Regions from separate parts of the Homo sapiens genome. Here region 2 is linked to region 1. Evidence: read pairs that join two places in POLR2A ChIA-PET (ENCODE). Cell type or tissue: CD4-positive, alpha-beta T cell. All regions are shown on one strand. Each heading gives the region's core, and the rest is flanking DNA. Links, peaks and the distances in the headings are about the cores only.

Region 1 (5,362 bases), core at 1-5,000:
GTCTTGTAAGAACAGGCTGAAGTACGTTTCAGACAAGATTGGGTGCAGTCGGGGTGGGATGACTGTAGACTGAAGCACATGTCAAGATTGGGTGCATTCGGGGTGGGATGACTGTAGACTGAAGCACATGTCAAGATTGGGTGCAGTCGGGGTGGGATGACTGTAGACCGAAGCACATTTCAAGCAATGTCTCTTGTCACAAAATAATCTGAATGGCTCAGGACAAATTCACCAAGTAAAGTAGAAGCTTGACATTTGCCAACTATGTATCCCATAACCAAGTACTGTTTTTAAACCATGTTTTTCTTAAAGAAGCTAAGCTTTTAATCTCTTCATATTATATGCATATGATGAATATAGAAAAGCCCCTTTTAAAGTATGAAGAATGAGCATTTCACCCGGCCACTGGCTGATTGAATGCCAGCTACTGCACTGGATGCTGCTACACTGCTCAGAAATCAGTACAAGTCACAAGCATTAAGTCTGATAGGGTCCGACATCTGGCCGATTAAACAATCCTTCGGCATATGTAATATTAATACTCTGTGCATGAGCAAATCCAATCACCTATTCAAATCAGATCCTCACTGAGTGATGCCTGGAAGAGTCAAACACTGGCCCGGCCAAAAGAGGACCGAGGGAGGCGCTGGGAGAACTGGCTCCTAATCCCTTCCTGCTGCTAATTAGGTAGATAGCTTTGATCACTCACCTTAATTTTCTGAGCCTCAGTTCTCTCTTCTGTTACATGAGAGGGCAGACCACGAGATCAATAAGGGCACTTTCAGCTTTCAAAATGAAAAAAACAAAAAAACAAAAAACAGATCCACTAACTGATTTATTTCCTGTCTTATTATAATGGATTCATCCATTTACTTATTCCAAAGATGCTTATTATGAACATCTTACATGGTCAATTCCTGTGCCACGTGTGGTCCCTAAATGAGAAGGGAATATGGGAAAGAGAGAGAGACAGAGTCCCTCAATCTACCTTCTTCCATTCTCTGGGTGGGGCCAGAATTCACTGAACATGAGGAAGTGATGAGAAGTGGTGAGGAATGGGTTGGGGAGATATTCTCGGCATTGCCATTTATTTAGAACAGGGTTTCTCAGCCTCCGCACTATTGGTTTTGGGGGGGTGCTTGGGGGACTAGCCTGTCATCGTAGGTTGTTGAGCTGTATCTCTGACCTCACCCTACTAGATACCAGAAGCACACCCTCCCGCCATTTGTGACAACCAAAAATATCTGTCTCCAGACATTGCCAAATGTTGCTCAGAGGAGCAACATCACCCTCTGAGAACCACTGATTTAGAACCACCAGGCACTGTGCTGGATTCTGAGCAAATAGAAACGAGAAAGCTGCTGGCCTGGCCTGGTGGAGCTGACTCCAGGGCAGCTTTGCGAACTTCAATATGCATCCGTTCCCTGGCGGCCTTGCTAAAGCTCCATCCTCACCCCAGAGCTTCTCACCCAGCAGCTCTGGGTGGGGCTGCAGGATTTGCATTTTTAAAGAGGTCTCAGGGATGCTGATGTTGCTGTTTCTCCAGGACCATCTCTGAGAACATGTGGGCTCCACCCTGCTGACAGGTGAGAGTACAGATGTCCTTTTCTCACATCATAAAACAACTTAATAGTTTTCTGAATTCAGAAATTAGGCCTCCAGTGGATACTCAGCCTACAGTAACTCTGAAACGTCACAGTGAGGAGGAAAAATAGAGAGTCCCGTAAGCTAGAACAATGCCAATGGGTGGTCAGTTTCATATATTCCTTTTGGCTCCTTTCTGAATTAGCAGATGAACGGTCAGTGAAGGGGCTGGCCTAGGAACCTAAGTATTACCTAATTTTAGAGTTTCTGTGGATTCTAAACCCCAAACAACTGCAGCCAAGTTTTTACGACACTTGCATTTGTAAGCTGGCGACGTTTCTGACTGCAACTGGATGTGAGCAATTCACATTGCCCTAAACGCATGCATCTGCCCAGATAGACCCAGCTCTTTCTTTCTGCACTTTCTTTCTCTTCCCCCGGTGCCCTTCCCTAGTCCACCCTGTCCCTCTATTTGCAACAACCCCCCCTGTGACTGTGATAGCCCAGTCCCCCGTTGCCGGGCAGAGCCGGCACATGCGGGCTTCCGTAGAGTATTCTCTATAAAACTGTTAGCTCACTGCGGACTGAGCACTGCTGCTTCCGCTTGCTGTATTGATACTACCAAATACTGTATTTTCTTTGAAAAGTGTCACACGCCCGCGGGAGGAAGTGGGGTGTGGTGTCACAGCAGCATAGGAGGACAGGAGTGTTTTTGCTACTGGTGTACCCAAGGGCGACAGCTCACTTTGCCATTTCTTGCTCTGACTCTGACGCCAAGTTCATGGGAACCAGCCATGTCTCTATTCATGGGATCAAAGGTTAAGAAAGTGGAGCCCAGGCTCTCGAAGGCTCCTTCTCTGACCGCGCCCTAGGAAGGAGAGGTTTGCCCCATACCTACCCCATGATGTGTTGAGAACATGACCCTGTCCCATATGCATATCCAGTGCAGTGCTTTGCAATATAGTAGGCAGATATTCCAAATGCTTCGTGACTAACAGCAAAAAACAAATGTGTGTGTCACTTCATCCCCTTGGCAAGTGGTTCAGAGGTGTTCTGGGCCATGTCTGATGACCCATGAAACAAGTTCCTATGGTATTTTCATGAGGGAGAATTTCTAAGGATGTTTTAGAAAAGTGTGGTGTGATCATCGTAGCCATCTTTTCCACCAAACACTGTCATACGCATTTTCCATGGATTAATTCATTAAATCATCACAACACAGACATAGACCCAATCCTTCATAGACCCTGATGAAGTGGGTCCATTATATACCTTGTTTTGCAGATATGATAATGTAGTCACAGAAAGATTAAGTCACTTGTCCAAGACTGTACAGCTTGGAAACTGATAGAGCTGGCCTATACTCCATGACACCAACATTTACAAACTGCAAGCTCCTTCACATGTTAACTCCTTCCTGGGTCTCTGTGCCTTTTTGAACTCGGCCATGCAAAGGTTCGAGAATGGCAAAGCCTCATGCCCAGGGGCTTCAGATCCCCTTCTCAGTCTAGGTACCCTTTGACCAGAGCACCTGAGTCCCTGGCCCCAACTTGACGCCCCTGTTTTGGGTGGTGTGCTCTTCCTCACTGAGCACCTACATGACAGGAAGAAATGTCAGGAGGACTGCAAGGGATCCAGCATCTCAGTTAGAGCTGCTGGGTCACAAGATGGTAGAGTCAGAGAGAAGGTTGTCTTTTCAGAGTAAATTTTGACACAAGAAGCAGAGTCCTACATTTCCATTTACTCCTACAGAAGGCAGCATCTTTGTGTCTAGTAAGTGATTATCCTAACCATGGTTAGAAAATGATGCCAGGGAGGCTGAGTTCCTCCCAACTTTATCTGATGAAGTTAGCTTCTTTCTAGACTTTGTCCATAGAAATCCTCATTGATCCCAATCAGCCACTTCTAAAGGCATGAATGGCAGAAGCTTGGAGGGAATTGCACAGGCTTATGACATGCTGAGAAAATTACCCAGATAGGCACAGGCGCCCTGACATCCAGAAGAGAACTTAGGGTATTCCGAGAAACTCCATCTCTGTTTATATCACCCAATTCTTCATTCTTCAAACCACAGCCATGGAGTAGAAAGAAAGATCATTAAGCCCCAGGTACAAGGAGAAACATCCTAATAGTGCTTAAGATAATTAAGCAAGTTGCCAGGAAAGCCTGTCCCTACAGTCATAACATGTCCTTTGCAAGTAGGGACAGGTGGGAGCAGACAGAAACAGTCTACAGCGAAAACTCTATGCATTCATGTCCTCCCTGACCTAACCTTCAAAGACATTTGCTAACAAGAAATAACGTATTAGTTTGGGTGGAGACACTTAGCCACCAAAGCTGGGTTCAGGTGCTGTTGCTTACTCACTGTGAGTCCTTTGCACAGTTTTGTGGGTTGTGGGAGATCCAACACATAAGCCCTCTTGGCTATGCTTGTGCTTAGAACAAACGGAGAGGCAGATCAGGAGACAGGGAGATGGAGAAGCATGTCCACCAGTTATAACAAAGGCCAGATCGATGGAGATGGCTAAAACGTTCAGGCAAATAAGTTGGTCGTCTGTTCACAGCGTCCCAGGCGATGCTGGACTGTGTCAGGGACCCTCTCACCCCTGCCAACCGAGGAGGATGCGCCCCCACCCCACCCCAGCCTATGACATGGCCAAGGATAGTGCAGAAATGGTTCTGCAGATCAGCAGATCCTGCAACATGAGAAGAGGAGGGTGGAGATGGGTGGGAACGGTTTATTCATGTAGAACATGTTAACCAAAAAATGAGTGACTGAGGCAAGTTTCTCTATCAGTTGAGGTTTATTGAGCTAAAGTTTGAGGACACACCCGGGAAAAACACCAGCCCCAGAAGCACCTGTGACCTGTGCTTTCCAAAGAGGGTTTTAGGAACTCAGTGCTTAAGGAGAGGGGGCAAGCAGGAGGGAAGAGGGAGGAGGGAGGCAGTGAGGCTCTAATTAGCGCTTACCAAATCCATGTCTTACATAAGATAAGGTAAATGTGTGAGAACAGGGAGCAGAGGAACAAATCCATTATGCACCTGCCTCAGAGTCAGGAGAAGAGTGACTGATCTCAGCTGGCCCTTCTTCTGTACCTGGGAAGATGAGCTTGAAATCAACATTGTCAGTTGAGTTCCTAAAACAGAACTCAGTTTTAGAAGTTAAGCTTAGGTTGCAGTCCTAGGGTTGCAATCGGCATAGGCTTGTTTTGTAGGGGAATGTGGATCCTGAAGGATTTAGGGGCCAGAAAGGAATTTCCTCGTAAGCAGTGTGTGACGGTGGCCATCTGGGAGAAGCTCGGGGCCTTTTGTCATTGTGGGAGCCTGGCTTACGTAGAATGCTGTGACACAGGGTTGTGAAGTGACCGCTGTCTCCTGGGGAAAAAGAATGGCACGGTGGCAGGACTTGGCTTCCAGGCTTACCTCTCCCCTTGGCATAACTGGTTTGGGGGGCCTGAGATTTTATTTTCTTTTACAAACGTATCCATCAGATCAATCACTCTTCTTCCTGGGGTACAGGGATGAGGAGTGAGGATAGGTTAGAGGGATGCAAGCCTCTCTGTTTGAAAACACAGGGAGGGAAAATATGAGCCTTCTCATAATGACCATGATTAGCAACTGCTCGGTAAGTGATGGGTGCTGTTGTCCTCATAACCAACATCATCATCATTACAGTTTTTATATCTTTTACTGACTGCTGTTTTCTAGATATGGAAATTATATGACATAGACCTCAAATATCTAGTCCCATGATTCCCAATAAGTACCCACTTGCCCA
Region 2 (5,381 bases), core at 298-5,297, 62 kb before region 1:
AATGATTTTTTCCAAACATGTATCATGTAACCACTATCCCAATCGAAACATAGAAAACCGGTGGCAGTGGGCTTGGGGGAGGGGTTGAGGGGGGGCAAGGGAAGACAGGGAGATGTTGGTCAAAGGATACAAAATTTCAGATAGAGGGGAGGACTCCTTCAAGGGATCCATTGTGCAACATTGTGACTCTAATTAATAACAATGTATTGTTATTACTTGAAATTGCTAAGAGAGTAGATTTTAAGTGTTCTCACCACAAATCAACCGTAAGTATGTAAGGTAATGCGTATGTCAGTTAGCTTGATTTAGCCATGCCACAAGGTGCACACATGTGGAAATATGTTGTATACCATAAATATATACAATTATATTAAAATTAAGCGTTAACTTAAATAAATAAATAAATAAATAACTTTTTCAAAAAGATATAAAATAGTTTCATCTTGCCAGAAATGTGTCTTATGTTCCTGTGTAGTCAAACTCTGTCCACCACCCTCTGACCCTGGAATCCACTAATCTAATTTTGACCGCCACAGATAAGGTCCTGCCTGCTCTGGTATTTGAGGCAATGGAATCACAGGGTCTGTGCTCTTCTTCCGAGACTAGCTCCTCTTACTCAGCATCGTGTGGAAGGGGGTCTTCCTCAGCCATTCATTTGCACAAGGTGTCTGCAGCAACAGCACCAAAGCCACACTCCAGACTAGTAGGAGTTATCCATATGGCACGAGTGCCATCTGTGTCAGTTCTTAAAATGTTTCTCCTCTGGCCAAGGGAGGGAGGCAACCACAGTGCTGCTCAGGACACTGAAGGGATCCCTTCCTCCCACCTTGCTGGAGCCTCCCGGTAGGAGCCCAGGCCAGCCAGCAACCCGACGTTCTGCCTTGTGAAACCTGAAGAAGTCAACTGAGTGAGCCTGGACTTCTGACCTACAGAACTGTGCAGCAATACATTTTGGTTCTAAGCTACTTAGTTTGTAGAGGTTTTTTACAGCACCTGTAGAAAACCAATACAGCTCCCTATCTGAAAGATAGGGACTCTGACTCTACACTGTTAGAATGATGACCAATGAATAAAGAAAGATGACCATTGTGTTATGACTAATGTTCACGGAGCCAATTTGATGCCAGCTGTCCAAAAGAGGATATTCCATGTGAGGTAAAGAATTTGCTCTTTGTTTATATTTGTAAATGAATTAAATACTTCTTAAGACGTGAAAGGACTAATTAAATCCATAGCTACCCAATTCTTCTGCATAAGTAAGTGAATTATTTCATATATCTGTGAATGTATTGTGATTAGTTACATTTAATTCATGCATTCATTGAACGAACGTTGTTTGAACGTCTACTATGTGCCAAGTACTCTCTAGTTGTTGGGATACAATAATAAGTGATACACGGGGAAAATCCCTGCTTGCATAGAGTTTCTATTCCAGAAAGGTGAAGCCAACTGGGAAGAGGGATGGGGAGGGAGATAGGGAAAGGGAGCATAGGGTCTAGTGTGTATGTGTGGACAGGGGTTACAGAGGGCCTGAAATTTAAAACAGAGTCATCAGGGAAATCATCCTGGAGAAATTGATGTTCAAGCCAAACATGGAGACTTGTGCCCTGGGCTCCAGCCTGCCGGCATGCTAAGAAGCAAACAGGGGCTGATGCAGCTGGAGCTGGGTGGGGAAGATGAATCAGAGGCGGATCTGGGGCCTAGGGACTGGCCAGGTCCTGTAGGGAGAAGGAAGCCCTGGGGGCTGGGACAGAGTGGCAGGTATGACTCTGCTGTTAGGGAATCTTTCTGGCTGCTTGTGCCGAGGGCAGGCTGCAGTGGAACAAGTACTGGAGGAGTCCTCCCACCCATCAGGAGTCCTCCCCAGTGCTATCCTGTATTGATACAAATGCATGTTTCACCATGCACATCTGTGCTTGTGTATAAATACGTAAGATAAGATCTTGTCTGGCAGATAAGAGCTTGGTACAGAACAGCTCAGTCCCGCTCTCCTGTTCTATGTATGCTGCGGTTCTTCCCTTTAAAACTGAACCTGCACGTGAACATGACTTGCATCTGTTTTTATTGATACCCTGAAGAGCTCTACGCATATTCTTATTTGATTGTCATCAGTAAAGCAATTAGAAGAAAAAAATCTAAACTACTATGTATGTATTACTCCGTTAACACATTTTTCTCTTGCAGGTTGAACAGCTGGTTTCTTGAACCAACGCATAACATTTATTGGAGTGGTTTCCCACCCCCTCCTGCTAGGTACCCCGGCCATCTGGAAAGAGGACTTCCGAAGTTCAAATACCAGTCTCTTGTGAAAATAGAATTTACTTAAAACTTACTCCATATCTCTAGTAGTTGTAGATGTTTACAATTTAGAAAATTCAAAAGAGTTTTTCTTTTGTGTTTTGCATTTCTTTCTGATTAACCAATTAACTCAGATGTGTGCGCATGTCGTAAACTTAGTTGGTGCTCTCCAAATATTTATTGAAGAATTAATTAATTTTAGGTATCAGGTAAATTCAACTGATCACAGCAAACTACGGAACCAGTAGCTGAAAATAACTGTGAAGGTAATTGCTACAGAGGAAATGCTATTTGAACAAGCTAATTTGCTTCAAGATGGGATCTGAAAAGGGATTCTTGGAGCTACTTGGGTATGAGAAGGACTGCCTGAAAAGACATTTTCTTTAGGCTTCCCAGAATTTGAATTAAAAGAGAAGAGAGAGACTGCTTGAAGACACAGTGGAAGATTAAAAATATCCCTGGCACTAAAGCCTTCAGAGTTCTTCAACCACAACTGCCCTGGTTGCAACAACAGAGGCCACTGGGCCCCATTTTCATCAACTTTTGAAAATTGCAACAATTAACAGTGTTCTTCTCAAGAGAAAACTCTTCTGACATGGGTTTTCATGTTTAAAGTAAAAAAGGAACACCCCACAAACATTCTTTCTGACCTACACCTTTTCTATTTTCTAGTGGAAATTGTAACCACAGGTTACCATGTTTTCCTTCCTGTGTTTGAAAACCACATGTGTTTTAGTGAAAACATTAAGGTGAGTAATGAAATGGAAGGTTTCAAAGTGCCAGCCACCTGTCACTAGAAATGGAAATATCTCACTTATTCTTTCTTCTACAGCAATAAATTAGAGTGAGCAGAAGGTGTAATTTTTAGTCAATCCATCTCAGCTGAATACAAATCATGCATCCTGCTGGAGTAAAAATATTATACAAATATTTGTCAGAGTTAGGTTCTTTTGCACTTTATGGATTTATCAAGTGGAAAGAAATGTTATCTCATCCATTGCTTTGTTTTACAGCAGAGGAAACTGAGGCCCAGAGAGATCATGGGACTCCCCAAGTCCTCATGGCTTGTCAGTGGTGGAGCCCAGACCTGTCATGATCATGAATCTGGGAGTTCTAGGACTCTGAAGTCCACCATCTGCCACCACAGCACACTGCCCTGCTCCCCTGCTCCCACAGCAGATAACAGCAGAAAAGGGGCAGGGAGGGGCAATACTGAGTGCTTCCTAGGAACTTCCACGTTTTATTTCAACTCATTCTCACCTGTGAGTAGATAAATACAAGCAGAGGCGTGTTGTACAAACTAGCCAGCACCTACTATGTGAGCATGTTCTTCAAGTATCAATGGAAGATGTTTGTTACGAGGATTTGTTGCCGTTACAGGTGAGGAAGAAGGTGACATGTTTCTTTAAGGCTGAGAGTCAGAAGCCAAACAAGTTAACATCTACTCTTTTCTAAAAGCATAGCTTGACATTTTCCTCTATTTCTCTGACTTTCTCAGCAACACCAGAAATATCCTTAGGACCATAAGCTAATTGCCAGCCGACTCACTGGAGGGGATGGTATCTCAGCAGCCACAGGTGTCTGCCAGTGAAAAGCTGAAGGTGTAGCTGGGTGAGGAGAGCAGTCAGGAGCCTGATGTCCATTCCCACCTGGCCATGTGCGGCTTCCTCTGCCTGCCTCACTCTGTCACCCTGTGCCCCTCTCTGCTCTGGGCACAGCTGGCTACTGAGGGATGAGCCCCTCAGGACACCTCCTCCTTGAATGACTACTATCCCAGCACTTGATCCTGGATTTAGCAGCTGTGCCAACTCAGTTTTGTCTGGGTAATCAGTACATGATGCAAAAACATGCAAGAGACTCACCTGTTATCCGTCACAGAGGGTCTGCCTCAGATCACCGGTATTGTTCAATCACCTGGGAGGCTAAACCACGGATCAAAATGGTTCTCCATGAGCAAAGACAAATATGGTGAAACAATGATCAAGAGGATATTTGTCTCAAGCTATCAGAGGTGTATCCTCCAGCAGTTTAGGAAGATTTTCAACTCCTTAAGGAAAGAAGTACAATTAAGTACAATTGAACAATTCAGAAAACAAGATGACAAATTCTTATCATCCAACCCTCTTTTATTTATTTTTCCATAAGTTTTTGGGGTACAGGTGGTATTTGGTTACAGGAGTAAGTTCTTTAGTGGTGATTTGTGAGATTTTGGTACACCCATCACCCAAGCAATATACTTTGCACCATATTTCTAGTCTTTATGTCTCGCCGCCCCCTACCCTTCCCCCCAAGTCCCCAAAGTCCATTGTATCATTCTTTTGCCTTTGCATCCTCATAGCTTAGCTCCCACATATCAGTGAGAACATATGATGTTTGGTTTTCCATTTCTGAATTACTTCACTTAGAATAATAGTCTCCAATCTCCAGGTCACTGCAAATGCTGTTAATTCATTCCTTTTTATGGCCAAGTAGTCTTCCATCGTATAAATATACCACAGTTTCTTTATCCACCAACCCTCCTTTTAAATATTCTTTGTCCAGCCCCAAGACTTTTAGCCTGAAAATCTCATCTCTTATTAACTCAAATTAAAATCTCCCAGATGATTATGTTCCCTGTACTTATACTTTATGTCAATGACGTGATGACACTTTCACCTCACAGATGAGACGCGCCACCTCTGAGGGACAGAGTGAGGAAATCCTCACCACTCCTGCTTGTTCTTTGTGCATTCTTGCTATTGGATTCCATTTAGAAATTGGCATGGACTGCCTTCTGCCCAGGTTGAGATAAATTCTACTTTTTAAGTGTTTGAGGCATTTAACCACTGACTACAATGTGAAATTCACACTTTACTGAACTTTTTCCTTTATCGAGAATTTTTTAAAGCATTATTATTTGCTCTACGTAAGACATGGTGCCAGAAAACCAGAGGAGATACCAAAAGAGATATAAAACAAACTCGGCCCTGGGGGGACAGAGATGGGGGTGGACAGGGAGGAAGCAGGAGAGAGAGGAAGAGAGAAAGGTGACAGTGAAATCGAGAGGTCGGAGGAAGCCCCACAGAGAAGGAGGGGGCTTGAAT

What was found. Peaks named below come from ENCODE experiments on the same cell type or tissue, not always from the same donor. Only the 100,000 strongest peaks of a DNase experiment are listed, where the experiment ranks them.
Region 2: POLR2A ChIA-PET joins it to region 1 with 15 read pairs; 10 of 35 experiments call an interaction of 5 or more read pairs at or near these places.

The regions. Positions count from the first base shown.
Region 1 is chr10:6,527,258-6,532,619 of GRCh38, reverse strand. All of the region lies in intron 1 of PRKCQ (protein kinase C theta), which reads left to right. Among named protein-coding and RNA genes, the nearest start is that of PRKCQ, 50 kb to the left of the region's middle. In CD4-positive, alpha-beta T cell, for the core only: no CTCF peak of the experiment used is centred there; DNase peaks (open chromatin) are centred at 1,449 and 2,239; H3K4me3 peaks cover 1,357 bases; H3K27ac peaks cover 4,934 bases.
Region 2 is chr10:6,589,914-6,595,294 of GRCh38, reverse strand. No RefSeq gene overlaps it. Among named protein-coding and RNA genes, the nearest start is that of PRKCQ-AS1, 12 kb to the right of the region's middle. In CD4-positive, alpha-beta T cell, for the core only: no CTCF peak of the experiment used is centred there; DNase peaks (open chromatin) are centred at 1,954 and 3,014; H3K4me3 peaks cover 1,256 bases; H3K27ac peaks cover 4,291 bases.